Linked DNA regions of Homo sapiens: region 2 is linked to region 1. Evidence: read pairs that join two places in POLR2A ChIA-PET (ENCODE). Cell type or tissue: GM12878. All regions are shown on one strand. Links, peaks and the distances in the headings refer to the core of each region. The heading gives the core; the rest is flanking DNA.

Region 1 (16,092 bases), core at 5,004-13,003:
GCACAAGGAAGGGAACAACTGTGTGGGGCAGCACAATGTGTGCAGAAGCTACTGCAGGCTGTTTCCTGCAAAAGAGGAACATTATACCTCAGCCAGCCATTGCCAGGACATTGCAGGAGAAGGATCTCTGCCTGGCTAGTGCTTGGAGTCCTCACACACCAAGACATTTGGTCACATTCAGACAATCACGAGTCTCACTTCAGGACACGTGTAAACCAACCACTGGGCAGAGAAGGAGATGCTCTCATGCCTGGATTTTGGAACCAGACAATGCTTCACTGGAGCAACTCCAGCAGGGAGAGAGTAGTGCGGGCATCTCGTTACAACTGTTTATGACTTGTAATGCCCTGTCATTTCCCTTTCCTTCTGGAGGCAGGAAGTGGCTCTGGGCCAAGCTGCTGGAGCTCAATATAGCCTCTGGTTATTTATGTTCACACGAAACCAGGATAGACACAAGTGGTCTCCTGACAAGTCAGATGACAACCTCCAGTGGTATGCGTTCCCGCCCTACTTCTTTCTAATTTATATGTTCATAATTTGAAATTAGTGTAGCTGACCTGGAGGATATCTCCTGCCACAGACAGTAAGGAGATAAGTATTCTCCTACATTATATTCATATGGTTTTCTTATGAACCAGGGCATGGAGTCCATAAAAAATTGATTCTTGAGTCTATTACCAGAGAGTCTCCATATGTTTTTATGTAGTTTTATGTTAAAGCTAAAAGTATATGTCTTTGATAGTCTCCAAAACTAAACTCCAAAGTTTAACATTAAGTATCTACTTACTGTAAATTAATTTGATTTGTTATCTAGAAGTACATTTTTCTCTTAATTTGTCCTGGAAAATATCCCAGAAAAGCAACCCCAAAATTCTGAAACCTGTCTCTTCCTCTTCATCAACTCTGTCACCTTCTGATTTTTAATGTTTCTTGATTGGACAATTTCAACAGCATTTACGAGTCTCTGTGCCTCTGATCTGTCTCCTCCTGGCTACTTCCAGTGAACCCATTCAGCTCACACACATGTGTGAGAATATGCAGCTGTACACCAGGAACACAGAACAGACTACCATGGGGGCTGGCTTTCAGCCCTGGAATTTACTCAGGCCACCTCCTGTGCCCATGTATTCCAATCTGATATCCTTTGCTCTTGTTTCTTCTGGGTCACTGACTCTAGTGCTGATGGTTCTTTGTGGACATCCTACGCCAGTTCAACCTCATTATCTCTCCCAGGCACAATCTTGATAGTCACCTAGTTCTAGCATTCTACTCCTAGCACTTGGGTCTAGGAGACTGGTCCCACACCAGCGCTTCATTACCCAGTTGTTGGCTAGGGGAAGACCACTAATCTATCTATCTAATCTATTCTCTAAATTGAAGCTAGATTCTAATCTAGTTTTATATCTAATCCAGCCTCTAAACTGAAGCTAGGTTCTTCTTTCTTAAATTAAATGCTTATACTGTCTTTCCCCTGCTTAAACTTTTTGAGTGGCTCCTATGGTCTGCAAGGTAAAGTTCAAACTCCCTGTTGGCAAATACGGCAGTTCAAGTCCTTCCTGATGTTGCTCCAAACACCCCCTCCAGCTGACTCACAACTCCCCCATTGCCAGAATGCATGACTTTTGTCTTCACCATTATGATATACTGGCCTTTTCTCTGATGTACCATGATTTCCTACCTCTGATATTCCCCCTTTCTGGAATGCTCTTTCTTGTATTATTTACCAAATAAATTCTAACTCAGTCTTCAAAATTAAATATAAATGTTTTCTTCTCCAGAAAACTTTTCTTTTTTCTCTTTTGAGACAAGGTCTTGCTCTGTTGCTCAGGCTGGAGTGCAGTGGTATGAACATGGCCCACTGCAGCCTTAACCTTCCCGGCTCAAGCAATCCTCCCACCTCAGCTTTCTGAGTAGAGCTGGGACCACAGATGCACACTACTATGCCTGGTTAATTTTTAAATTTTTTGTAGAGACGGGGTGTCCCTTCACTCCCAGGCTGGGCTTGAACTCCTAGGCTCAAGTGATCTTCCCACCTTAGCCTCCCAAAGTGCTGGGATTACAGGTATGAGCCACCTCGCTTGGCCTTTTCTTGATTTCTCTCAGCAGAACCTACCAGTTCATTCTTGATGGTCCTACAGGGCCTTCTGACCTTGTTGTATATCACAGTCATCATTTGTTGCTAATGTTTATCTTCTCACTAAACCACAGACTCTAAGGAAAGGACTGTCCTTTGTTAATCTTTAATTCTGAGTTCCTAACATAATATCTTGCCCAGCATAATTGTTGAATGAAGGAAACTAACAATTGAATGAATGAAAGTTAGAGTAGATCTAAAATACATTCCTGGGAAAATTTTAATGTTACCTTTGGATTAATAACTTTTCAGAGTTGGGCAATATCATTGATTTCTTAATAGTGAAAGAGAAGGCGAAGCATGTATTCTACAGTCTGTGACCAACAATGTGAGAGAGGTCACAATTGTTTCTCTGGGACACATTCTCCAGGAATTCTGAAATAGAAGAGGTTGTGATGGGAAAGAAGGGAAGAAAAATAAAGAATTTCAAAAAGTCAGTGACTTATGGTTTTGCTAGATAAAAAAGGAAAATGTTTGCTTTGATATCATTTTCAAATATATGAACTACTAGCCAGGTGCGGTGGCTCATGCCTATAATTCTAGTGCTTTGGAAGGCCAAGGTGGGAGGATCACTTGAACCCAGGAGCTCAAGGCTGCAGAGAGCTATGACTGCACCACTGAGCTCCAGCCTGGGTGACAAAGTGAGATCCTGTCTCAAAAAAAAAACCCAAATATATATATATATATAAAATACATATATATTATACATATATATAAATAAAATACATATATATTATACATATATATAAATAAAATACATATATATTATACATATATATATATATGTTACCAGAAAGGAAACCATAACTAACAAATATTGTACAAGTTAGGAGAGAAGGAGTATTTGTGTCTGGTAATATAAAGCTGTGTAAGTGATACTATGAAGGCACATCATTCTGGCAGGCAGGCAGGACATTGGCTAAGAAGACATGATGCTCTATTAATAATTGTCATTATTGATAGAGTTCTACCGAAGTGTTCATAATTTTTTGTGGTCATTGTTTCCTTCTTAATGACGGGAAAAATAATATTTTTTGTGTGCGGCATCAGAGTATAGAATCTCGAGATCTGTTTACAACTTACTTAACTGATGTGTGTGCTTTTGATGGTTCTACTTCTTTATTTATTTGTTTTTATTCTGAAAAGTTAGATGGGGAAGAATAGTCCCCCAAACCCCACCTTCCACATCTCATAGATGCTGTACTTATGATTCTCTGATCCATTTCTATGTAGAGGTAGAATTAATCATCCAAGATGTACTGAAAGATTTTATATATTAATAATAGGATGACAATCTGACCTCTACTGTTTTTATTTTCAAAGCATGGTTCGATCTCAACCAGCCACAGAGACCACTGATGAATCAGTCCCTGGATGGTGCAGGCAACCTCAACATTACCCACCTCCTACCCGGCTTCTATCAGCCTTCCTGAGAGTGGTATTATTTAGAAATTCTCTTTTATGACATGCAATACCTCTCTTCTTCTAGGTCCTATATTATAGCCTTGAATCAAATCAAACTGTCAAATGAGATGTCTATCAACAAAATCTGCAAGAAATAGTCATAGAAAATTTACTATTTAACTTCCTATTAAAAAATCAGTGGGCTCATTAATGACTACTCCTTACATAAAGTTTCAAGTGTAACATTTCTTTAAAACAAAAAGAGAGAGAAAAAGAGTACAGGACTAGGAAAGTCTTCACTACCCTAAAAGAAATTGTGTGTGCTTCCTGTTTCTTAATAAGGGTAAGTCAAAATTACAGCCCAGAAGCCTGCTGACTTCTCTGGGTTCTCCCAGCCCTATTCACAGTAAAAGTTCTACCTCACCATTATCAGGCAACATGGCTACTCCAGCCCTTACTTGCTGTCTCTTAAGTTCATATCTCCATCTCTTCTTGCTTTTCTTCTATTTTTCTTAAGCCTTTAAGTCTTGCTCTTTGATTCATTCATGCAATAAATGTATTGAAATATATTGAGAGTCCACTATGTATTAAATATTATGCTATGTACCAGAGATTATGAATAAGACAGAAACAGTCATGGAGTTTGCAATTTAAGTGAGGTTTAGCTGTTTTACAAACCCATGATTTTTCTGTTGAAATTCCAGGCTTTGTACAGCTCAGTTAGTCCCCAGTATTGGTCCTCCTGGTCCAGAGGCCCCTGCAGACATTACGTGCCCATCAAGGAGCTGAACAGCAAGGTGATGAAAATCGAAGTTCTACTCATTTGCAACCTCCTGCTAAGGGGCAGATTCTGCCAAAGGCTACTGACTTTTGAGGATGTTCTAATTCCCCTGACATGATCTTTGTCTACCTCTTCACCCACTCTGTTCCTTGCATGCTCTACTTAGTACTTAATTATCCCATTTCCCTGATCACTCTGTCTTTCAATTTTTTATGTCTTTGCAAATGCTGTTCCTTCTTACCCTTCCTTTGCCAACTCATCCATCTGGCATACTCCCATTTATCATTCAAATTACTGCTTAGGACACCTTCTCCTAGATGCCTGCTGGCATCTCCTCTATTCTTTTCCTCCTTCCCCAAAGTACTCCCTCCCTCTTCTGTACTGGAGTGGTAGAGTGCAACAGTTTCTAGCTTGCTTTCCAAAGTCAAATTCATCTGAGTTCATCTCCTGGATGTACCACTTAGTCACTATGTGGCCTTGAACAATGTATATAATCTTTCTGGGTCCCAGTTTTGTGATATGCAAACTTTCCTGATAGACAGTAATACTATCTATCCCATAGGATTGTTCAAATTAAATTATATAAAGAATACACAGTACTTAGAACAGATTCAGACACATAGGAAGCAATTTTACCATTGGTCATATGACATTAGGTTATAGTTATTTATTTAGGTTCGCTCTATCCCACTAGAATGGCAGCTCCTTAAGAGTAAGAACGATGTTTTATTCATCACAGGGCCCAGCATACAGTAAATGTGGGTTCTGAACTGAACCTAATAACGGTATAAAATATGTATATCATAATTCATTGCAATTCAAATGCAAGGAATTTTAAATAACAACTCATAGGGACAGCTGTGCTAACTGCAATTAGAGATCACCCTGTTCCCATGGCCTTTTAAAAACTTCCTCTTCCTATATGGCTTAACATCCATCATTCTACAGTTATCTATCAAATGCCTGCTAGGTGCCAAAGCAGTGGAGATACCTTAGTGAATGTTGGCAGCCCACACCTCCAGAAAAGAAATGAACAAGTAAACCAGCTCTATTAGTCCATTCTCGCATTTCTATAAAGAAATGTCTGAGACTGGGTAATTTATAAAGAAAAGAGGTTTAATTCGCCCACAGTTCCACAGGCTGTACAGGAAGCATGGCAGCATCTCCTTCTGAGGAGGCCTCAGGGAGTTTTCACTCATGGCAAAAGGCAAGGAGGGAGCAGATATCTTACATGGCAAGAGCAGGACTGAGAAGGAGTGGGGAGGTACTACACACTTTTTTTTTTGAGATGGAGTCTGGTTCCGTCGCCAGGCTGGAGTGTAGTGGCGCGATCTCGGCTCACTGCAACCTCTACCTCCCAGGTTCAAGGATTCTCCTGCCTCAGCCTCCCGAGTAGCTGGAACTACAGGCACGCTCCACAACACCCAACTAATTTTTGTATTTTTAGTAGAGATGGGGTTTCACCATGTTGGCCAGGATGGTCTCGATCTCTTGACCTTGTGATCTGCTCACCTCAGCCCCCAAACTGCTGGGACTACAGGCGTGAGCCACCGCGCCCACCCTACACACTTGAACAACCAGATCTAACAGTAACTCACTCACTATCATGAGAACAGCGCCAAGGGAACGGTGCTAAACTATTCATGAGGAACCACCCCCGTGATCCAATCACCTCCCACCAGGCCCCACCTCCAACAGCGAGGATTACAATTGAACATGATATTGGGGTGGGGACACAGATCCAAACCATAGCTACTGTAACCGCCTAATGGGTCCACCTGGCCCGTTGCCTAGACAGAGCCGATTTATCAAGACAGGGGAACTGTAATGTTGAAAGAGTGATTACACAGAACCAGCTGTGCAAGAGACCAAATTTTATTATTACTCAAATCAGTCTCCCCGAGCACTCAGGGATCAGAGTTTTTAAAAATAATTTGGCGAGTATGGGCTCGGATAGTGAGGAGTGCTGATTGGCTGGGTTGAAGATGAAATTATAGGGGGTCGAAGTGAGTTCTTTCTTGCTGACTTCTGCTCCTGGGTGGGATTGCAGAACTGGTTGAGCCAGATTATTTGTAGGTCTGGGTGGTGTCATCATCTGCTGCATAAGAATGCAGGGTCTGCAAAATATCTCAAGCACTGATCTTAGGTTTTACAACAGCGATGTTATTCCCAGGAGCAATTTGGGGAAGTTCAGACTCTTGCAGCCAGAGGCTGTATGGCATGGCATAATTTCTAATTTTGTGGCTAATTTGTTAGTCTTACAAAGGCAGACTGGTCCCCAGGCAAGAAGGGGTTTTTCGGGAAAGGGCTATTATCAATTTTGTTTCAGAGTTTAAACTATAAATTCCTTTCCAAGGCTAGTTTGGCCTACGCCCAGGAATGAACAAGGACAGCTTAGAGGTCAGAAGCAAGATGGAGTCGGTTAAGTCTGATCTCTTACACTGTCATAATTTCCTCAGTTATGATTTTTACAAAGGTGGTTTCATTACCAGCTTATACCATAAAGTCCTGCTGGGAGTCACAGTGGGATACCATGCAAAATGCTGTGAGAAAACTTCAGAGAAGCAACTAACCAATTTTTGGAGTCCAAGAAAGGAAATCCTGCTGGAATTAGGAGACCATAGACTTTTCGAAGTGTACCCTTTACCCACTTACCCACTAAGTGATCAACCTGTTGCCCAGAGGCGCCCCTTGTCCAGAGACATCCTGTGCTAACTTGTTCTTGCATTGCTATAAAGAAATCACCTCAGACTAGGTGATTTATAAAGAAAACAGGTTTAATTGGCTCAGGCTTCTGCAGGATGTAGAGGAAGGATGCATCTGCTCAGCTTCTGGGGAGGCCTAAGGGAACTTTTACTCAAGATAAAGGTGCAGCGGGAGGAGGCATGTCAAAGGCAAAGACAGGAGCAAGAGAGAAAGTGGGGGGAGGTGCAAAACACTTTTAAAGGACCAGATCGCTCAAGAACTCATGCACTACTGAGAGGACAGCACCAAGTCATCAGGGATCCACCCACATGACTCAAACACCTCCCTCCAGGCCCCACCTCCAACGCTAGGGATTACATTTTAACAGGAGATTTGGTGGGGACGCATATTCAAACTATATCACACACTTCTGTTACTATTAAGGACAGATTCTGAACAGCAGTGCCTTAGGGTCTTGGACAACGCTAACTTCCTTACAGCATTACTCCCGGAAGGATATCCAGCCCTTAGAAGCTGATATAGTTAAAAGCAAATAGATTGTAAAAACCATAAAATGCCTGGGGCCATGCTAACTAGAGCTCTGAGGCCTCTGAGAATTGACTGCAGTAAATCTTCCTGTCTTATGCAACCACATGTCTCTTCTTAGAAGGATCCAGGTTTTTTCAAATCACCCGTTAAAATTATTCATCCATAAATTATTTTTATTATGATCTAAAAGGCTTTAATTCTGTTTGATGTAATCCGTGCTTTACATACAAAACATTCTGAGATAATCTCTAAGTTTTCATCAATTTATTAGACATCTACTGAGGTGCCATGATCATTATCACAAACTGAAGGGTTTTCATATCTTGACTTTTTTAATTCTTTGTCTCCAATCTTAATTATCACACACTCAATTTTCCCACACCTGTAGGTTTATTTATATAGTGAAGTAATTTGGGGAAGGGTATAAATACACTGAAGAATGCAAAAGTCAACAGAATCCCTCATCAGACTTTCAAATGGCTTCTGGACATAGCTCAGCTGTCTCCTTTCTGGAACTTCCAAACTGTATAGCAGGGGCTCCTTCCTTTATCTGAGCATCACACTAGGGCATGCTCAGGACAGTTCTCTTTAATTCATACTTTTTTTTCTTTCCATGTCAACTACAGTACTTTGCCCCTGGTATCACTAACAGAATATAATTCCAGGTGTTGAATTTGAGTTCATTGGTAAAGGTTAAGGGCTCTGATTGTCTGGAAGAACTCAGTTTGAATTTTAACTCAGCCACTGACTAGCTGTGTGACCTTGGGAAATTTACGTCACATCTCTAGACCTAGTTTCCTTATCTGAATAGAGTGGTTATAAAGATTGCATGAGATAACATATGTGAAAAGCTTAGATCATTTTAATAACCAAGAATCTTTCTGTTTTACATGTATTAACTCATTTATCCCTTATAAGATGACCATCCCATGGGACACTTAGGGATATATGTCATGTCACTATTTTACAGGGAGTTCATATCTCCCCTACATGGTACATTCTGTAACTCCCAGTCACAAAGATGAAGGCCAGCTTTCTTACCAAGGCCAGGCTTGAGGTGCTAGTTGCTCTAGGCATACAAGCCCTCAAACCCTTCTAAATAGCGCTTTTCACATGCTCCACGCAGCTGTTTCCCTGAGATAGGCAGCCTGCAACTCTTTGCACTAGCTGCAAACATGTCTCTGCATTTTAGTCCGACAGAGCTGGCTTTGCTGACATCAAGGACGTGGTGCAAAGCACAGCTCTTTAGTTTCCAAATGAATGAAAATGACATATTGAAAGCGGGGCTGGCCACAGTATCTAGCTAGAAAACAATAATGACTCACAGGAAAGACAAAGACTGAGTAAGCACCAACGAAAGGCCACTCATCCCTTCATTAACATCACTGGGGAAAATATGGTCTCACTATGGAACAACCAAAAACATACAGACAAAAGTCTCCTGGGCTTTTGAGCATAGTCTAATTCCCATCTGGCTTATAAATTTCCTAACTTCTAAATTAATTACACTAGGAGTTGGAAGAGAATAAACAGTGGCCATAGATATTAGAAATTTTTACATGTGGCATGTATCTGCATCACGACTAGCATTGCTAATCAATTGTGAAATGACTATTAGGTAGCTTTGATAAGAGAGTTTCTTATTAGTCTTAGATATTGGACTACAAAAATAGTCCACCAGCAACAAAAAGAGATTGAATCTTCTTTACTACATCTGTATATTGTCAGAGGTCCAGACAGAAATCTAAAAAATATATAAGAATAAATAAAATATTTATTGTGATACTCCTTCCTTGTTTAATATATTATCATGACAATACATGTCTTAATGCTATGTAATTTTGGCATATCTTAAATATAAAAGTGTCCAATTGATTCATTATTTTTATAGCTAATTATTCAATATATTAACAATTATATTTGTGCAACAAAAACATATCTTGATTTTTAATGCTGGTAAATGTTAAGATTTTGAAGTAAAAATACTATTTACATAATATTCCTGAGAAAAATTATTCAGGTAAAAGGCTCTTGTGAATCACTTTCTTGGGGACCTTGCAGGAATTACCAACAAAAATTGAGAGCCATAAAGGAAATGTCTGAAATATTAGAGGCTGTGTGTCAAAGTATCTTGTATTAACTAAATCAAGCGCTTATTAACAGAAGACAAACCTTGTATATATTTTTAATGTTTTTGGCTCCCCAGCATCTAAGCCCCTTCACTATGCATGAGAAACCTCATGAGGCAGAGCCCACCTCCCACTCTAGAAGCTGAACATTCTAAGTACTAGCTTGCCTGGCCTCTCTTGCAGCTAGGATGATGGCATGTGGCTTTGAGTCATCTGATTGGATGCATTCCCCTCACATTTTGAACCCAGAGCTCATGACCAAAGAAGGAGGAACCTCAAGGAGTCCATTCTGGCAAGGGTAATAGCAGGGACAGAAGCTATATTCATTTTGCAGAAGCAGCAAGCATAACAATTCTAGTGGCCACCTCCAGTGCCAGCATCAGGCTGGAGGTAAGACAAGCTGTGGTGTCAGTGCCTATTGGCAGAGGCATTGATATCTTCCTGGAATACTTCTGTTGCATAATGTTGGTCATAGTGCCAGGCTCCACAGCCTCCAAGCTCAGTTCTCCAGCACTTCTAGAGACTGTCAGGCATACCAATATTCTTTAATAAATTCTATCACATGAGACCAGAATCCTGATTATTTCATTGTTTTTACTTTAGAAAACATTGGACTTCTTTTAAAATAAAAAATGAACAAAGTTTTCAATATTTATTTTTAAAAATATTTACTCCAGCTATATATTATAGCTTGGGGAATGAGGTAGTTTCTCAAGCAAGCCAAGGTAATGCACAGGCTAATTAGTTAAGAGAGAAAAGGACACAGAAACACAAGTTTTGCAATGGCAAGGCAATTGTCAGCCTTGAGATTGCAAAAACATGTGCTGTGAGTTTGGGGTATTCTCACTTTAAATCCCAGAATATAGTTTCCAGGAGGCAATGACTGTGTATTAACATGCAATGTGCATCAGCATTTAACTGTTTTCTCTTACCTCTGCAGTCCTCATACCATACTTTGGCTTCCAGCCTGTTCTCTCTCCTCAGCTGACTGGCCTACTAAGGGGGCGTGGCTTTGGGAGAAATTCCCAACCACTGAGAACATCTTGGAAATCCTAGGTCGGGCTAGGGGCAGTGGCTCACGCCTGTAATCCCAGCACCCTGGGTGGCTGAGATGGGCAGATCACCTGAGGTCAGGAGTTCAAGACCAGCATGGTCAACATGGTGAAATCCCGTCTCTACCAAAAATACAAAAATTAGCTGGGTGTGGTGACACACACCTGTAATCCCAGCTGCTTGGGAGGCTGAGGGGGGAGAATCTCTTGAACTTGGGAGGTGGAGGTTGCAGTGAGCCGAGATCGCGCCACTGCACTCCAGCCTAGGCAACAGAGCAAGACTGTCTCAAAAAAAAAAAAAAAAGAATAGAAGGAAAGACTCCTAGGTCAACCTTCTGGCCCCATTGAACTTGCTCTCATTTTATTAATTCTCTTTCCACTTTCTTGTCAGAGTTCCTTAATACAATTTTGCTTCTTTAAAGAAGATCCTTAACAATGTATTGTACACAGTACTTGAAAATTGCTAAGAGAGTAGATTTTAAATGTCTCACCACAAAAAAATAAGGTGAGATAATGCATATGCTAATTAGTTTGATATAGTCATGCCACAATATATACAAATATCAAAATATCACATTGTACACCATAAGTATATATAATGATTGCCAATAAAAATAATTAATTTCTTAAAAAAGGAGAGTCTTGGCTAGTCTACTGCATTTCAACCTAATTCTTAGGAACTAAAATCATAGCAGTGACTTGTGCATGTGTAGACCGTTCTGGCTTGAGTTGGCCAAATATTATCTCTCACTAGCATTAAGGAATTTCTTCCTCCTGTAATTCTGAAAGAACAGAAAACCATCTGAGAAAATTATATCCATCCTATTCCCAGAGAGTAGTGCCACTTTAGCAAAGTATCTTAACAAAGGGTTTTTAAAAATTAACTTAATAATTCCATTTAAAAATGTTTGTCTTAGTAAGTTAAAAGGTTATTCAGGACGTGGATGATTCAGGGTGGTTGTGTTTTATAAAGTGCTTTCCAAAGCAAACATCTATGACATTTTGAACATATCTTTTTTTTAGAGATGGATCTTTTTTCTCGCTCTGTCACCCAGGCTAGGAGTGCAGTGGCATAATCTCAGCTCACTGCAACCTCCACCTCCCAGGTTCAAGCAATTTTCCTACCTCAGCCTCCCAAGTAGCTGGGATTACAGGCGCCTGCCACCACACCCTGCTAATTTTTGTATTTTTAGTAGAGATGGGAGTTTCACCATGTTGGCCAGGCTGGTATTGAACTCTCAACCTCAGGTGATCTGCCCACCTTGTCCTACCGAACTGCTGGGAGCCACCGCACCCGGCTGCATTTAGAACATATCTACTTATTAAAGGAGAAGCCAAGCAGTAGCGAAATACACTAACTTATTCACAGTACACAGCTCGTCCCAACTGGAACTGCATAGTTGGGACTCAAAACCAGGCATTAGACTTCAAACCTCATTTTTTTCCTCAACATAACTACGCCTGCCACATCCAGAGCCAAGAGCCATTTCTAAGGGAAACTGTTCCATCTGGAGCCCCAAGAGCAGCCTTAGCCGACCATGGTGGTTTTGTTTTACCCCTCTCTGGTCTCCACGGATTGAACAGGATTGGGTAACTGACCCCAAAAAAAAGCCAATCCACAGATTGGTCAGCAGCCTGTAGGATGGCCTGGCACAAAAACTTTTGACTCAACAGAGGTGATCTGAGTCAACCAGATTCTAGCTGACTCTTGTTGCTTCTAATCAAGAGACTCCAGTTGACTCAATCTTTCTGGAGATAATTGTATACATTATTCTGATTAACTGATTGCGTAGAATAACCTTGTTCAACTTTCTATTTCACCACTCTTAGGAAAACATGTCCTAACAGAACAAGATATTACATGTTTGGAAGTTCCCAATCTTCTTAACTTCTGATAAACAGTTTTTCTTTTAGAAATACTTGCTCCTTTGATTCCTTGGCTCCACACAGTCTTGGTCCTCTATTTTTTGGTGCCTCCTTCCTCTATGTTCTAGATAATATGCTGAGTGTTTTACATAAATTATTTTATTGAAGGCTCATGACAATCCCATAAAGTAAACACTATCCCCATTTTACAGATGGAGAAAGCGAGGCACAGGGAGATACTGTTGGTCTGGATCAGGGTTGTGGTAGAGAAGGGAAGAGGACAGATTACAGATATATTTTGAAAGCAGAACCAACAAGGCCCGGTTGCTGAATTAGATGTGGAAGTGAGGGAAAGGACGAATCAAGGATGATGCTTAAGTAACAGGGTGAATTGTGTTGCCATTTGTCCAGCCAACGGCTCATCTCTAATTGGATATTCCAGAAGTATCTCAAGGTCAACATGTCTAAAACTGAATTCATCATTTTTTTTCCACAAGACCTTCTCTTTTTCAAATATTTTCTTCTTCAAAGAATTTCATCATCACTGTTATTAGTGGCAAGTGCTTTATAGAAAGGGATACAAATGAGAGAAACAATAAAAACTATAATAAACATTTTTCTAGAATTTCAAATTGTTTCCTCCCAACTTTTTCATTTGTTTACTAGGCTTTTAGCTCCCTCATTTAACCATAAGCTTCTCAGGAACAGAGCTTGTGTCTGTAATTAGACCTAACATTGATTGAGTATTTTCTAAATGTCATGGCTTGTGCTAAGCCGTGGCTGCATCACCCACGTAACTCTCCTTACAACCACGCCTCATGAGGCTGTTAAGAATAAGGTTAGACTGCCTGAGTTCAAATCCTGTCTCCGTCGTGTGATTTGGGACAAGTTATTCAACTTTTCTGTGCCTTGGTTATCACATGGTACTCTGAGAGTATAGAGGAAAGACATGTAACCCAGATAGATGAGATCAAAGAAGGCTTTCTAGAATGGAATGAAATGCCAAGTTAAATCTTCATTCGCAGAGCTATTAGGGGAAAGGTGTTGCAGGCAGAGAGAGCAGCTGATGTGAAGGCCAGGAAGTAAAGTGAAACATGGAGGTTTGATAACTGCCAGTGCCATTTATCAAGAGCAGGAAAGGGACATGAACGTAAATGTTTACAAGCACCAGGCAAGTAAGGAAAATAAGTGAGGCTGGCTGGGGGTAAGACAATGGGAAGATGTGGGTTCCTGAGGCAAACTGCTGAGCCCAGGACTCACCTGAAGGGGCCACCTCTACTGAGGTCACACTCCCCTCCCTCACCAAGTTCCAATACACTGCTTATACTGTCTGGAGGCTCCTTCACTTGCTATATGCTCCACCTGCAAATTGCTTTGCAAGGCTGGCTCCTGAACATCATTTCAGCTCAAATGGCATTTGAAAGATGCCTCCTCTGATTACCACCCACATGCCAGCTCCAGACCTGTCAGTACTCCACTCTAGTTTATTTCTTCTGAGCACTTACTATTACGTGAAATTATTTTGTTCATTTGTTTATGTGTACATTTTGTGTCTTTAATTGTATGTTGGGTATATAATATAAACTGTATTGGAGCAGGAAACTTTTCCAACACCTACAACAATAGCTGACACACAGTAGAAGCTCAACAAAGCCCATTTATTAATTTTGAATAATCAAGTGATGGTTTTATTGTACACTTACTCCGTGCCAGGTACAATGGACTACAGTGATAGATTTGACAATCATCAGAACATAGGTAGTAGCTAAAAACACAGGAATGTGTGAGAAAAGCCAGGGCATGTGGGTGGAGCCAAAAGATAACAGATCAAGAGAAATTCATTGTAGGCCTCAACATACAAAGAAAAACCCCAAAGAGACTGATCAGGATAGCAAGGGGAGGATCCAGGAAAGAAGTGGTATCACAGAAGCCAAAGGAAAACAGAATCCACAGTGTAAGTCATGACTTTATGAGATATTCTGCTTCTGGCTGATTACAATGTACAACAGATTCCTAGATATCTAAAGACTTCACTCATTGCTGTTTCTCACTGTGCCCATTTAGAGATCTCTCTGCAGAAAGTCTCACCTGTATATTTACCATCTGTCTGCATTTCCTGTGATATATCCCAATAGTGATGCCATGTCTGTTCTCTTTTTACCTTATTCAAATAAACTTTCCTACATTTTCACCTTTGGCAAACAAATTTCCATTCATATACCATACCACTACTCTGCCTCTCCTATAAAATTATTTATTTATTAACAAGACAGAATCTACCATACTTATATTCTGATCCTGATCTGCTCCCCAGCCATCAAAATCTTGATAGTATCATAAGTCTACAGTTTTCAGCCTGTGTTAAGTGAAGGTTGAAGCCATAAGCATCCTATCTGGCCCCCTTCTCAGCAAATATATATGTGTATGTATATATATATATGTGTGTATATATATGTATATATGTGTATATATATGTATGTGTATATATATGTGTGTGTGTGTGTATATATATATATATATGTGTGTGTATATAGGCACTTACAATCACCTAATATATGTGATTAAAAAAAACTGAGTTCAGGAGATGGGTAGTGACCAGAATGCAGATAGAGGAAAGATACGTGGTGATATTCTGATAGGTTGTGAGGGAAAGTTTCTCTAATAAGGTGACATTTGAGCAGAAATCCAAAGGACGTTAGAGAATAAGCCTTGTAGATTTCTGGGGAGGTGGGGGGGATGCTCCAGAGAGAGAGACAAAAAGAACAATAAGGTCAGTGTTTCTAGTGGAGAATAAGCAAAGGAGAGAGCCATAAAAGATGAGGGGTTGGCAGGATACACTGAAGAAAGCAGCACCTGCCTTCAACTTAGGAATTCTCCAAGTCTGACTTAGGAAGTAGTAGTGCATCCAAATAGTGCCCAGAACACAGCAGGTGCTCAGTAAACATGCATTCAATGAAAAAATCCACAAAATGGACAGAGAATTATTTTGAGAACAAGCCCTCGGGATACCAGGTGACTGAGTTATTAAATTTATTTGAGATATGGGCCATGTCCTTTATTTTTATGATTCTGAGTCCAGTGCCAGCACTCAACAAACAGTTGGTTGATTGAATAAAATAAAAAAAATAGTAGAATATAGGCATAGCATGAAGACAATGAAAGAAGAGGTGGTTGGTTATCTCTGGGTGATGGCATTAGAGATCATTTACATTTTTGAAACTTTACGTTCCTTAAAAAATTTCTATAATGAGCATGTTTTTCTGCTACAATTTAAAATAATATATTGAAATACTAAAATGAACCAGATGTTAAAGGCAGTAAAATCCATCTCCATTAACACTTCTTCAAGGTCCATACAGATGAAGCATTTGAGCCTCAATTTAACTGTTGGTTGGCTATATATATAAAAAAGTCTTAAAAAAAGCCAGCTCCCGTTTCTGTACATAGAGAACTGACCATTAAGATAATACAAGTAATTATATAGACACTATC
Region 2 (16,092 bases), core at 5,184-13,183, 77 kb before region 1:
GGGCAGAAGGTATGACTGCATCCTCTCTTCCCTCAAATGTTCCATGGTTAAGTCTAGAGGTGCTGCCTCTAGCTGTCATTGACATGATGTATAAAAATGAAGCCTGGTTTGAATTTAGAAGCTATTAAACTAAAAATTAGATTCATAAGGAGACTGAGTAATCAGAATAACAGCAGATAAAAGCCAGTGGGAGATGATTTTTCAGAATCTAATATTCTTCGTTAAGCCTCAGACAATTAAACCATGAGGCTGATTGTGCCACCTTTGGAATATTTCATCTTTATGTCCACTGGGAATCTATCTTGGAGTGATATTACAGATAATACTGAAAAAATATGCTTGTTTTGGAAAAAAATAAAAGGAGTAAGAGAATTAAACCTTATAATTATTAATGTTTAAAAGTCTCTGCTTTTTAATTTCTTCAAGTTAAAAGCTACCTGGCATCATCCTGAACTCTAAGTGAAATAGCTAGAGGATTAAACAATTATTAAAAATATAATATTCAGTTATAGTACATCAATAAGCAATATGACAAAAAATTAGAAATGAATAAATAAAATGTCAAGGGTACTTAGACACAACTGACTATCATAAAGAATAGGGAACTGCTCTCTGGAGGCTCCAGAATGTACTTTAAATGAAGTTAGAAATTTATGGTCTCTCCTAATGAAATGCCATGGGTAATTGGGCAACATAAATGTGTACATAAGTGGGCAATGCTGCTGATATCCCATGAGAAATAGAACTAGATATTCTATAGGTCCTAAAATTTAGTGATTGCCCCCTCCTAGGCCACCTCTTCCTGACTGGAGCCCAGTAAATGGCATTCTCAGAGGACATTCTGTGGAGTCACAATGTGAAATGGATCTGCATGGATATGAATATCAGACTAAGAGTGGAGGTTTCTCTCCACGGTGGTTCATAAAGACATATTGCTCTCATAAAGATTTAGCAGTGATTATCAACTATGTTTGAAGGCGGAAGACAAGCAAACAAGTAGTAAATTAGTCTATCTCTGTGGTTTACAGCTTATGGTTTAATTCATATTTGTAATTAAACAGCCCAGAAATTACACCAGGAATGTTCCCCTTTCTGTCCTGTCATTTTTCCCATCTATTGTTTGGGTCATTTCCAGTGATATATAAACACAAGTTGATCTTAATCACCTTATAAACATGTTCTTTCTGGATTCTACTTCCCCTTTTAGCTATGCCTATATCTCTGATCTCCTTCGCACAAAACTTCTCAAAAGATTTGACTATTCACTGCCTCCAATTTCGCCCTCCAATTTTCTGTTATCACACTCTAATTAGGTTTTTGCCACTACCACTCCACAAAACTGCCTTTCCAAGGTCACGGATAATCTTCACATTGCTGTATTCAATAGTCAGTGCTCAGTCCTCATCTCACTTAACATAACTGCAGCATTTGATATAGTCGATCACATTCAGCTTCTTGGAAATACTTTCTTCACTTGGAGGTATGACCACACACTGCTGTTTGCTTTGCTAGTTTAGCCTCTTCTTCAAGCCCAGGGGTTGGTCCTCAGGCCTCTTCTTTGTCTACACATCTTGGGATCTGATGGCTTTGAATATGTTGACAACTGCCAGATTTACACCTCCAGAAATCTTGACTCATTATCCAACCATCTATTCAACAATTCTATTTTGATATCTAGAAGGTATCTCAAAATTAATATGCCCAACATTGAGCTCCTGATCTTCTTGCCACCCTCAAGTTTGGATCATCCAATTTTTTCCATCTCAGTCAATAGCATCCATCCTTCCACTTGCTCAATTCAAAAATCACATAATTACTATCTACTTTCCTGAAAGTTGGAGTTGCTTTTTTTTTCTTTTCCCAAGTGTAAAGGGACCCTAGTAAAATGTCATAAATCCCTTTGAGGAAGGACCCAATGCTATGAGGACCATAAATCTTCCTCCTAGCCTTCCCCAAAGGAATGTGGCCAGTTACCAAGATAACTGTGCACAATGGAAATGGAAATACCCAAACTTTTCTGGGATTACTAAGACTGGCTCTAAATTGGTGCTCATTCCTGAGAACTCAAAATACCACTGTGGTCTACCAGACCAAATGGGAACTTACAGAAGTCAGGAAATAAATGGAATTTTGACCTAAATCTCACAGTGGGCCTGGTGTGTCCAGAAACCCACACTGTGATTAGTTCCGCAGTGCCTTATGTTTTCACTGGAGTTGACATTCTCAGCAACTGGCAGAATCCCCACATGAAGGGCAATATAATGTGGTGGTTAAGATCATGAACTCTGGAGCTAGCCAGCCTGGATTCAAATCCTAGATATGATACTAGCTGTGTGACCTTGGGAAAACTACTTCTCTTCTCTATGCTTCAATTTCCTAATCTTAAAAATAGGACAATAATATCCCTTAAGGGTGGTATGGATAAAATGAGTCAGCATTTGTCAAATGTTTAGAACAATACCTGCACATAGTAAATGCTACATGTAGGTTAAATAAATAAAATCCTTAATCTCTTTCTTTATCTCACACTCTCCCCTCCAATTCATCAGGAAATCCCTTTGATTTTACCTTCAAAACATGTCTAAAATCTGACACCTTTACACCAGTTCCACCACTACCTTCAGAGAGTGAGCTGCCACTACCTCTTGCCAGGATTATAGCAGTAGTCTCTTATCTAATCAGGCCCTCCATCCCTTTCTGACATGATCTCTTACTACTCTCCTCCATATTTACTCCGTTCCAGCCACACTGGCTGCTGCTTGCTCTTCGGATACTCCAGGCTTGCTCTCACCTCAGCGGCTTTGCACTGGCTGTTCTTTTTACTGTTCTCTTGCCTCTAATATCCTTATGGCTCAATCCTCCTTGATATTTTGATCAATTGCCGCCTTCCTAATAAAGCCACCCTGACCACCCCTATTTAAACGGCAAGTGTGCCCATACATGCTCCCAATACTTCATCCTGCTCTATTTTAACAGCATTTATAACTTTCTATAACGCGTATAATTTACCATGCTTATTAGATCCCACAGAGAATCATGAGAAGATCCCAAAGGATTAAAGATCCACGAGACGGAAGGGACTCGTATGCCTGAGTCACTGCTTGGAGCAGAGCTATCTAGGAGAACCTCCTGACCGGCAACATATGCATTGGCCTTTCCATGAGGAATGACTGACCACTCGCCAGGAAGTACATCACCAGTTCAAAGGAGCACAGACCACTGCTTCCCCCTGGCTTTGCCATCACTTAAGTGCATTTTCAACTGCCGGCTTATAACCCATGGGTGAATAGAGCCATGCATAGAAAAAAGAAAGTAACAATAGCATCCACAGGACCTAGCAACCAGAGAGAGGAAAAAGCAAGCAGAATGCCCAAAACAGGCAGCTTCTTATAAACTGGAACTTCTTATAAACTAAAGAAGAGAGGTGGCAACTGTAGTTTTTGAATGAGATAAAATAATAATAATGACAACAATCGCATTTAAAGAAATTCAGTCCCAATGTGAAAAAAAAAGACTCTGAAATTCAAAGAGGGTTTTTGTTTGCTCAACTTTACAGTTTACACAGATGAATTGAAAGAGTTGTTAGTCTCTTTGAGGATTGAATATGGGCCTGTAAGATCAAGCAAAAAGATAGCTCAATGCAGAAAGCAAAATCACAAACAGATGGAAATATGAGAGAAATTATTGAAAAGGGATTGGAGGACAGATGAAGAGACCAAACCTATGAATAATAGGACTTCCAAAGGAGGGAAAGGAACAGATGTAGGGATGCATTAATTAAGGGAATAATAGGAGAAATTTTCCCTGGTTTTAAGAAAGATTCAATTCTGCAAATTTGAAGTGCTCATCAAGTTCCAGGCAAAATTTATGGGGTAAAATTGTCTTTTAAAAAATACTTGGTTATATCTTGGTAGATATCCTAAATTCGAACATCACAAAATTTGTAGGCTGTCAGGCATAAAAACTGTGTTACACACAAAGGAAAGAACCAACATAAATTGGACTAACACAGGAGACAGAAGACAGAAGAATTACAGCTACAGAACACAGGACGCCAGCTTCAAGTCCTACCCTCTGCTGAGAGAGCCGCAGTGCACCTGCCAAGGTGAAAGAAAGGTGCTCACAAATATGGAAGGATTTGAGGCTTATGTCACCGCCATATTCCATGTAAGGAAATACTTCAGGAAGGGCTCTAGGACAGCAAAATATGAACCTGAACAGAGTCCCTGGTAGGGCACAAGGAGGTGAGGAACCAGCCATGAGTTTGAGTCTCTATCTCTCTATGTGTGTGTGTATGTGTAACTTTCCACTTAGGCATACCCATATTGAAATCTAAACTGAAAATGATAGAGTGACTGGGAATTTGTAATATAAGTGCTGAGTAATGATTATACAAATAGAAGAAGCATTCTACAGGAGAAAACCTAAAAATGTCTAAAAGTACTAAACTATTTAACAAAATCTTGGGAAGGGAGGAGGGAGTAAGTAGAGAGGGAAGTACAAATTTTCTTAAGGTTTCATCTTAGATAAGCATAGGGAAATGAAAGCATTATAAAGGTGGAAGAGGGCAGTGAGAAAATAAAGCTATTTGAGTGAGAGAGATAGTTGGCATCTTGTTTTCATTTGGTCGCAGAGAAATCAGTGGTCCAACAGGAGTGAACAGAATGGGGAAGCATTCACTAGAAGAATGGGAAAGTGTGGTAGAATCTTTAAATTTAATAAGGAAAATGTAATTATAGTACCTTGATGAATCTACCAAAATTAAGTGAAGAAAAGGAAAAACAATGTCAAATAAATAATATACATGAGGTAAGATGAAATAAACAAAATCGAATATATCCGTTATTAAATTAAATATGAACTGAATTCATCTTTCAAAGACAAACATTTTCAGACTAAATAAATCAGATGTATCTTGATTTCAAAACACACTTAAAGTGTTTTCTTAATGTTAAAAATAGGTAAATGGATATCAGGAAAAGCACATATTTTTTAGAAAGGAAAAAAAGAAAAGAAAGGAAGGAGAAGAAAACAACACTACTACAATTATTGGCCAACACAGCATTTAAGATTAAAGCATTAATCAGGACAAAGGGGAAGGTTATAAAACATAAAGACACCATTTATGAAAGGGATAAAGCAAAACCCACTAGAAATCTTTTTTTTAATTGACACGAACGTTGATTATATAATGGGTTATTTGAATGATCACTTTCATAATATAGCTTTTTTTTTTTTTTTAGAGACAGAGTCTCACTCTGTTGCCCAGGCTGGATGGAGTGCAGTGGTGCGATCTCGGCTCACTACAACCTCTGCCTCCCGGGTTCAAGTGATTCTCCTGCCTCAGCCTCCCAGGTGGCTGGGATTACAGGATTACAGGTGCACACCACCATGCCTGGATAATTTTTGTGGGTTTTTTTTTTTTTTTTGAGATGGAGTCTCGCTCCTGTCATGCAGGCTGGAGTGCAGTGGTGCAATCTCGGTTCACTTCAACCTCCACCTCCCAGGTTCAAGCGATTTTCCTTCCTCAGCCTCCCGAGTAGCTGGGATTACAGGCGTGCGCCACCATGCCGGCTAATTTTTGTATTTTTAGTAGAGACAGGATTTTGCCATGTTGGCCAGGCTGGTCTCGAACTCCTGACCTCAGGTGATCCACCCCCCTCCTCAGCCTCCCAAAATGCTAGTATTACAGGCATGAGCCACCACACCCAGCCCATAATATAACATTTGTATTTTTATTTATTCCTCCTCTACTTATTCTGGGATGGCTGGCCATGTTTATGTTTTGATACTCAGGTATTATTCTTAGGAGAAGGACGCCTTTAGGTATTAAGTCTAATTATAAAGATTCCAACCGGGTCTGCCTGTCTTAAAAGTTGGTGATCTTCTTCGTCATCACATCCTGATGCCTCTGTGGCCCACGGAGAGCCCAGCAACAAAATCACAAGGCCCACCATGGTAGAGAGTGGCACAGAGGACACCTGGGGACCTCCCCGCGGGAATGTGCAGGCACCACTGATGCAGCCCAGCCCAGACTGGCCCTTCCAACATGGACCCCCAGTGGAGACCATCTGGTTCCTGAAGGTTTCTGATCCTCAGGCTGCAGCCCCCACACGCTAGTGCTTTACACCAGTGGGGCGAAGAGGCTGAGGAGCTGTGAAGGGAGGCCTTGAGGAATTCTTTGTCCCCTGAATGGGCCCACTCCCTAGATTCAATCCTAGGACTTGGCATTCGTCTCTCTACAGTTTAAACAATGTTTTTGAGCACACAATATGTACCAGACCCTGTTCCAGGCTGCTTTTTAATTTTCTAATTTTTAAAAATTTTTGAGACAGGGTCTGGCTCTGTGGCCCAGACTGGAATGCAGTGTCATGATCACGGTTCACTGCAGCCTTGACCTCCCAGCTCAAGTGATCCTCCCACCTCAGCCTCCTGAGTAGCTAGGCCTATGGGCATGTGCCACCACACCTGGCTAATTTTTTTATTTTCATAGAGACAGGGTCTTGCCGTGTTACCCAGGCTGGTCTTGAACTCCTGGACTCAAGCTATTCTCCTGCCTCAGCCTTTCAGGGATTATAGGAGGGATTATAGGTGTGAGCCACTGCACCAAGCCCAGGCTGCTTTTTTGGAAAGCACATATTTTTCAAGACTTCCCTCAGATCTGATGAGTGGATTAAAGTTCTAGAACTCATGTTTGGTTTCAAATTGCTTCCCATTCAGGGATTGTCAGACAACAGTCTGTAGGCAGTGCTGATCCGTGGCATAGTTCCAGCAGGCTGAGAAAAATTAGAGATAAGTGCAATAGAGTGAGTTTTTAATGAAGCTACATCTATTCCATCTAAAAGTTTGTTCTTTATTCTGATATGATATCCTTCCTCTTTTTAGATTTAAAGTAGCATTTCTTTCATGAAATGATAGTAGATAGTAGGGTTTTTTTAATGTTCTTAACTGAAAAATAAAAAGTTGGCCATCCTGTGACCCCCAAATAAATTAATATATAGATTGATAAATGATGTATCACTCTGTGAACCCAGACATGTGTGGCTTTGTTCTCTGACATTTGCTTTCTGCAGCTCTCAGGACTCTCCATGCTGAAAAGACACAATGCAATATTTCTGCAGTCCTCTCTCTCTCTCTCCGCAAATTCACCTTGGCCAGCAATACAAATGGTCCAGTTATTCAAGGAGCCAGATTTTCTCTGGAGGGATGGGGGCTGCATTATGCAGAGTCCCGCCCCGGGGCAGTTGGAAGAACACACTGCTTTGCAAACTGTTGCTGAGCCTGAGTATTTCTAAGCCTTCCAAAATCCTTGGTACAGTCTGTCCTCACATTGCCAACTGAGGGAATAATCCTGAATACTTGGTCCCCCACATATTCTACTAAGGAAGCTCATCATATTCCAGTGTCATTCTGAAAGAAAGATTCTCAAATATACATTTGGCAATCATCACCAATCTGACAAATTTGACCTGAATCTGTCTTCAAAAATTCTAAAGAAAAAAAGAATGAAAATTGGAGGTTATAATTTTACCAATATCAAGCCAAAGATAGACATGTTTCACCTTCATTTACATCAAGCTTTTATCCTCCAAAATTTTAAAACCATTTCTAATGTTACCTCCATCATTTAGCAATTAAAATTTTAGGGAGTTTACTTGAAACGCAAGTTGAATTTGGAAGTTTGGCTCATTTGACGTGGCCTAGTTAAATATGGCAATTCCCTTCTTTTTGCCACAGGAGGCAGCTTGGGGTAGAGAATTTGGGTCTGTCTGACAGCAAAGACCTGAGTTTGAATCTTGACTGAAAATTATTCAGTGGCTATGTTACTTTCAGAAGGCTTTTAACCTCTCTAATCCTTAGCTTCATAATGTGTAAAATGGGTATTGTAAGACCAACAGCATGTAATTGTAATGAGTCTGGCATAAAGTAAATGCCAATCCTGTAAAATGCTAATCCTGTTTTTTAATCTAATTAGATATCTAATTTTAATTTTAAATGAACTTAAGCAGGATGTCTTTTTTCCGTTTTTAATATTTTAAAAACTGGGAGGAAGAATCTATGAAGGCAAGTTTGTTTTTCAAGTTTGTGAAGAGTTACACAAATGATTCTAGAGTAAAATGGCCTTATACCAAATGTTTTACCTACTCACAGTGCCAAATATCCACAATGTCAAACAAGAACTGCAAATGTTCTCAGCTTTAATTTCACACCAATGTCACTTTAACCAAACAGTCTCCTTAGCAGGGTACTTCAGTGCTGAATCATTATTGACTCAGAGGTTTATAAATACCACTACTTGTATTACTTGGAGTTTTCTTCAGTGGTTCCCTATCGCCCTCTCTAAGTTCGGTTAAGCCTGACCGTGCAAAGGGAGTAATATCTGACATGCTCACTTCCCACATTAGTGGGGTTGCTAAGCCTGTATGACGTACATGATACATTTATAAAAAGGAACATTCTAAAAATAAGTTTAATGTATTCTCATTCAACTCCCTAAAAAACTGATGTAACTTGAAGACAGCAAGTTATGCTCATCAGTTTTCTCTAACAGCTTAGTAAATGTCAGAAAGAAACGGAAATGTTCTAAATAAGGACATCACTCGAAGTCCTTACAAAGTAAATCAGAATGCATACTTTTTCTATAAAAAAGCTTTAAAAAGATGATATAAATATATAATGTTCAAAGTCTAAATCTCATTTAGTAGGAATGGTTTAAAGATAACACTCGAAAAGACAGCTAAGGTGTTAGGTGGAAAGCAGCGGAAATGTATATAAAATCATTTCAATAAGGGATTTACTTAAGGAATAGGGTGAGGAATTACAGATATACAGTCCACACTGTTAGAGTCAACTCATCATCTATGGTAACAATAATGGGCAACAGGGAAGATAATCTAAAAATCCTGTATATTCACTTTTATATTCTAACATTATTGTTTGCAGTAGATTTATCTTCCCAACTATATTTAAGATTTGTTTGCCTTTTTGGGTATTAATTACCTGATGGATGGAGAAAGATACCCAATAGCACTCTCAAGGGCACAGCAAAGCCAAAAAAGTAACATTTTGCCAGAGATTATCTACAAAAATAAATTGTGTCTGTAAGAGAGTAAGAGATGTGGCCTGGATCACTGAGAGCGTGGAGTGAGGCCAATCCAAATAATTGATGTCTCTACAGTCTATCAGCCACTACCCGACAGTGGCCCAGGGATAAGGGTGGATGCAAGCACTTCTACTCCCTGCAATTACTCTCCTTTCTTTCCCTCAGGCACGAACCCCACTCCTCCAGAGTGGTTGTGGTCAGAGCATTTTGGGCAATAGGCCTCACAAAAGAAGCATCTTCAAATTCAGGGGACAAATCCAAAGGAAGCTAATATGAATCAACTGAAAAATGAACGAGCTGAGCCACATGCTGAGAGTGACCTGAAGAAAAATCGGTAAAGAAGTTTTATCAAGTGACTTGGGTGTTTTGATTCTTAAGAAGGAAATGAAATGCAAAATTTGCAATTTATGCAGAATTCTCTGTAATCTCTTGAATTCCAAGGGAAGTGACAGGTCTGTTTCAAATCCTTCTCCCGGAAACAGACAAAATTATAAAAGTAAAATACTGGAACAAAGTTTCAGTGCTGAGAGTAAGTGATGTTGCCAACATCTTATAAACTGGGAAGATTAAAGCAAAGGTGAAACAAGATCAAAAGCTCTCACTGAAAGCCCCCTCTGGTTTTCCCACTCTGGAAGTGGTGCAGTGCAGTAAGAAGTTAAGCAAATCTTTATAAGTATCACCAGCAATCCTGAATAATGAGAAATGAGGGCAAGAGGTGAGGGTGAGCAGTAGACCAGACAGAGCCACAGGTCAGAGGCTACAGGGACAGGGCAGAAGAAGCAAGCCTGTGGGTACATCAGAAAACTCTGCAGCAACTCAGTGTGCCACCTGCCCAGTTTCTCAATAGCAGCCCTAGGGTTATACTGACATGAGGGAGCACTTTCCTAAAATGGGGAAGCGGGGCAGGACCCTCAATCCCACTCTGAGAAGGCAAGAAGGACCATGAGACAGATGAAGACCACTCCCCATGGAGGTGCTTTTGCTATTGACACTAACCGCAGTGTATATTGGAGCAGGGCCACCAATGAAACTCTGCCGGCCACAGGAGTTTTCTCTCATCCAAAATTTGACCTAACTGGCCATTTCCTTCTGATATATTCAAATGTATTCCCAAATTAAAGGGACAGCACTCCACAATGACAGGACACTCCCCAATTTGGTGGATAAAAGCCCCAGGAAACATCCCAGAGGAAGCTGTACCCATTCTGTGCACTTGGATTAGAGGTCAGCTGAACAGAAAACTGGATATAAAAATACTGGCCTCTGGTGCAATAATCTCTACAAAGAGAGAAAACAGAGCTTCAGTGACAAACATCCCTTCTTTTCTGACCCACATGCAACCCCAATTTCCTCTCTACACTATTCAAGTTGCCGAATGAGCAAATGATATTCTCCAGCAACATCCAGCTCTCCAGGTTATCTACGAGAAAACAAACAAACAAACAGTCTGGAATTGGCCATCTTCTCTGTGAAATTTAATGCCAAAAGAAACATTAAATGCCAAAAACATAATGGGATCACATTAATTTTTTAAAAGAAACAGTTATGACTCAAGAGTTTTTTGGTTTTGTTTTTTCTGAGACAGGGTCTCCCTCCCTGTCTCCCAGGCTAGAGAGCAGAGGTGGGCTCCCTGCAGCCTTGACTTCCTGAGCTCATGTGACCCTCCAACCTTAGCCTCCCAAGTAGCTGGGACTACTGGGGCACGCCACCATGCCTGGCTAATTTTTTGTATTTTTAGTAGAAACGGGGTTTCACCATGTTGCCCAGGCTGGTCTCAAACTCCTGGGCTCAAGAATCCACCCACCTCAACATCTCAAAGTGCTCATTAGAAGCATGAGCCAAAGCACCTGGCCTGACTCAAGAGTTTTATGTCAGTAAAGCATCCTTTTCATACAGAGATAGCAGGAAAATCTTATCAAATATGCCAATTCTCAGAAAGTATCAACCCATGTATTCTCTCTGGAAAAATGACCCAAAGATACGTACCAATGGCAAACAGGAGATGCAAATAAAGAAGTCACAGAGGAAGACACAGTGGGATGAAAGGCCAGATGTATGAATTAAAACATGTAATCAAATCTAAATGACTTGGCAAACAAGGTGAGAAACAAGACACAAATGTGATTATTAAAAGAAAAGATAATGCATTTTCAAAAATGATGTTTGAACAATTCAATAACTATCTAGAAAAAAACTTCCAGAGTATACCAATAGAAACCTAAGAAATGGGAAAAAAATATTATTTTTGATAAATTCCTTATCTTCATAGGTGGTAGTCATTAGATATTAGTTTATATTAATAACTTGAGAAAGTTTGAACCTAAAGATTTAATTATTAGCAAAACAAAATATCGGTTTTTTATCCACAGAATTACTAAAAGAAAATTAAAGGAAAAAAACACAGGTCATATATCAAAAAAGACAATAAACAAAACAGAAGAAAGGCAGAAAACATGAAATGAGATAAGAGAAGTAATAAACATTTGTTATAAAAAGAAATGTAATGGGAATATCTCATCTGTTGAAAGGAAAAGACTCATACTGGGTCAAAAAACAAAATCTAACTACAGTCATGTGTCGCTTAATGATATGGATATGTGTCGTTAGGAATTTCGTCATTGTGCAAACATCATAGTGTGTACTCACACAAACCTAGATGGTATAGCCTGCTACACACCCAGGCTATATGGCATAGCCTATGGCTCCTAGGCTACAAACCTGTCTAACATGTTACTGTACTGAATACTGTATGCAATTATAATGCAATGGTAAGCATTTGTATATCTAAACATAGAAAAGATACAGTAAAACTACAGTATAAAAGATAAAAAATGGTACACTCATTTAGGGTACTTACCACAAATGGAGGTGATTTCAGGACTGAAAGGTGATCTGGAAGAGTGCATGTAAAGGCCCAGGACATTATAGTATTGTAGACTTTATAAATGCTGTACACTTAAGCTACACTAAATTTATTTTTAAATATGTCTTTCTTTTTTTAACTTTTATTTCAGGTTTTGGGGCACATGTGCAGGACTGTTATAGAGGTAAGCTTGTGTTGCAAGGGTTTTGTGTACAGATTATTTTGTCACACAGGTAATAAACATAATATCTAATAGGTAATTTTTTTAATCCTCTCCCTGCTCCCATCCTCCACCCTCAAATAGGCCCTGGTGTCTATTGTTCCCCTGTTTGTGCCCATGTGTTCTCATTGTTTAGCTCCACTTACAAGAGAGAACATACGGTACTTGATTTTCTGTTCCGTATTCTAATATATTACGTATTCAATGTATTCTAAGAAAACATTGGTTTTCTTAGAATAATAGTCTCCAGCTCCATTCATGTTGCTGCAAATGACATGATCTTGTTCTTTTTACAGGTGCGTAGTATTCTATGGTGTATATGCATCATATTTTTTAATCCAGTCTATCATTGATGGGTATGCAAGTTGATTCCATGTCTTTGCTTTTGTGAATAGTGTTTCAATAAACATATGTGTTCATGTGTCTTATGGTAGAAAGAATTATATTCCTTTGGGTATATACCCAATAATGGGATGGATGGGTTGAATGATAATTCTAAGTTCTTTGAGAAATCGCCACACTGCTTTCCACAATGGCTGAACTAATTTACACTCCCACCAGCAGGATATAAGCATTTTCTTTTCTCTGCAACCTCACAAGCATCTATTTCTTTTTGACTTTTTAATAATGGCCATTCTGACAGATGTGAGATGGTACCTCATTGTAGTTTTGATTCGCATCTCTCTAATGCACCATCCAAGCTGAAAACCAAATCAGGAACACAGTCCCATTCACAACTGCCACAAAAAGAATAAAATACCTAGAAATATGCTAACCAGGGAGGTGAAAGATGAATTACAAAACATTATTCAAAGATATCAGACATGACACAAACAAGTGGAAAAACATTCCATGTTCATCAATAGGAAAAGTCAACATTGTTAAAATGGCCATACTGCCCAAAGCAGTGTACAGATTCAATGCTATTCCTATCAAACTACAAATGACATTCTTCGCAAAATCAGAAAAAATTATTTTAAAATTCATATGGAATGAAAAATGAGCCTGAATAGCCAAGATAATCCTAAGCAAAAAGAACCAAACAACAACAACAACAAAAAGCCATAGGCACCACTTTACCCAACTTCAAACTATACTATAGGGCTACAGTAACCAGAACAGCATGGTACTGGTACAAAAACAAACACACAGACCAATGGAACAGAATAAAGAGCCCAGAAATAAGGCCAAACACCTACAAGCATCAGATCTTTGACAAACCTGACAAAAACAAGCAGGGAGGAAAAAACTCTCGATTCAATAAATAGTTCTGGGATAACTGGCTAGCCATATGGAGAAGATGGAAACTGGGCCCTTTCCTTCCACTCTATTAAAAAAATCAACTGAAGATGGTTTAAAGACTTAAATGTATAACCTAAAACTATAAAAACCCTGAAAGAAAATCTATGACATACCATTCTGGACGTAGGATCTGGTAAAGATTTCATGACCAAGATGCCAAAAGCAATTGCAACAAAAGCAAAAATTGACAAATGGGACCTAATTAAACTAAAGAACTTCTGCACAGCAAAAGAAACTATCAACAGAATAAACAGATAACCTACAGAATGGGAGAAAATATTTGCAAGCTGTGCATCTGACAATGGTTTAATATCCAGAATATATAAGGAACTTAAACAAATTTATAAGCAAAATATAAACAACCCCTTAAAATTGGGTGAAGGACATGAACAGGCCCTTTCAAAAGAAGACATACATGCGGCCAATAAGCATATGAAAAAAATAATTTCTTTAATAATAAAGTAACTTTAGCTTATTGTAACTTTTTTACTTTATAAATGTTTTCATTTTTTAACTTTTTAATTCTTTTGTAATAACACCTTGCTTAAAACACAAACACATTACATAGCTGTACAAAAATATTTTCTTTGTTTATATATTTATTCTGTAAACATTTTTCTATTTTTAAACTTTTTTTTAACTTTTTACTTTACTTGTACTTTTTTAAGTTTTTTTTTGTTAAAAACTAAGACACACACACATTAGCCTAGAACTACACAGGCTTAGGGTCATAAATATCAGTCTTCCACCTTCACGTCTTGTCCCACTGAAAGGTCTTCAGGGGCAATAACATGCATGGAGCTGTCATCTCCTATGATAACATACCTGGAACGGAATACCTGCTGAAAAACCTGCCTGAGGCTGCTTTACAGTTTACTTGGTTTTTGTAAATGGAAGGAGTATACTCTAAAATAACCATAAAAAGCATAGTGTGCTAAATACATAAACCAGTAACACAGTCGTTTAGCATCAAGTCTTTTACACTGTACATAATTATATGTGCTATACTTTTATATGACTGGCAGCATAGTAGGTTTGTTTATACAAGCATTACCACAAGCACTGGAGTAATATGTTGCACTATGACATCCCTAGGCAATAGGAAATTTTCAGCTCCATTGCAATTTATGAGACCACCATTATATATGCAATTAATTGTTAACCAAAATGTCATTAAGTGGCACATGACTGTATATGCTATCTCTTTTTATTTTTATTTTTTATTTTACATATATGTGTGTGATATGTATGTATGAAAATATATATATATATATATATATATATATATATATATATATATATATTTGAGATGGAGTTTCGCTCTGTCACCCAACCTGGAGTGCAATGGCGCAATCTCGGCTCACTGCAACCTCTACCTCCAGGGTTCGAGCGATTCTCCTGCCTCAGCCTCCCGAGTAACTGGAACTACAGGCGCAAGCCACTACACCCAGCTAATTTTTTTGTATTTTTAGTAGAGATGGGGTTTTACCGTGTTAGCCAGGATGGTCTCAATCTCCTGACCTTGTGATCCGCCCGCCTCAGCCTCCCAAAGCGCTGGGATTACAGGCTTGAGCCACCGCGCCCAGTCTGTATATGCTATCTAGAGGAGATATATATTCGAAATAAAGTAGTTCAGAAAAGTTAAGATAAATGGTGAAATAAAAACATAATCTGCTGATATTCACTGCAAAAAAAGAAAACAACAAAAAAAGGTTTCCATACAAACATCAAAGTAGAAATCAAAGAAGAAAGCATTAAATATAATAGCAACTTTTGTTAAGAAGTGACAATTCACAATGAATTTTATCTATCATAAACCTATGTGCCAAATAACATGCAATCATATATAAATATATCTTTAAAATTCAAAATAAATTACTGTAGATATGAAGAAATTAACATCATTGCCTTATTCCTAGAAGATGGGGTAGTTCAAAATAAATAAAATTATTTTAATAGATTTATAAATGCCAAATTCATAGAGAGTAATGTAAATTCAGGCTGCCATGGACTATTTATGAAAATTAATTTTATATTAGGTAGCAATGTAAGTCTCAACAATTTCAAAATGTTGAAATAGTTCAGACCATATCTAACCACATGAAAAAAATTAGAGATAATCATAAAGAAACCACAAGAATCTCCAATTAGTTGGAAATTAAGAAAGGGAAGGAAAGAAGGAAGGGAGGGAAGGAGGGAAGGAGGGAAAGAAAAAGAGAAATGAAATGTACTTAAGTAAGTTTATGTAACTCTAGGGTCAAAGAGGAAATAAAAACTGCAATTGCAGACTATTGAGATATTAATTATAATGGAACATTATATATGAAAACTTATGAGATATAATTCTAAGTCAATTATCAGAGAAAAATGCATAAGCTTATTTGCTTTCCTTACTTAACAGGTCCCTTCTTTTCTTATGACTACTTCTTTTATTCATTTTGACTGTCTTGTCTCTCTTCTGTTTAAGAATATGCCAAGAAAAGTAAAAGGCAGAAAAAATGTAGGTAAAGTAAGGTTCAAATTACAGAAGAAATTATTTAGCATGGGAAAGAATAGATCATGTCAATCATTTCAGAAGGCTCCTTCGTAAGTCTCCAGGTTAGA

What was found. ChIA-PET counts read pairs that join two places held together with the same protein. Peaks named below come from ENCODE experiments on the same cell type or tissue, not always from the same donor. Only the 100,000 strongest peaks of a DNase experiment are listed, where the experiment ranks them.
Region 2: POLR2A ChIA-PET joins it to region 1 with 13 read pairs; 2 of 35 experiments call an interaction of 5 or more read pairs at or near these places.

Annotation. Positions count from the first base shown.
Region 1 is chr11:110,069,231-110,085,322 of GRCh38, forward strand. No RefSeq gene overlaps it. Among named protein-coding and RNA genes, the nearest start is that of ZC3H12C, 16 kb to the right of the region's middle. RefSeq lists enhancers at 7,113-7,407, 8,496-8,665, 8,966-9,015. In GM12878, for the core only: no CTCF peak of the experiment used is centred there; a DNase peak (open chromatin) is centred at 8,811; H3K27ac peaks cover 1,459 bases.
Region 2 is chr11:109,991,878-110,007,969 of GRCh38, forward strand. No RefSeq gene overlaps it. Among named protein-coding and RNA genes, the nearest start is that of ZC3H12C, 93 kb to the right of the region's middle. In GM12878, for the core only: no CTCF peak of the experiment used is centred there; a DNase peak (open chromatin) is centred at 8,304; H3K27ac peaks cover 1,622 bases.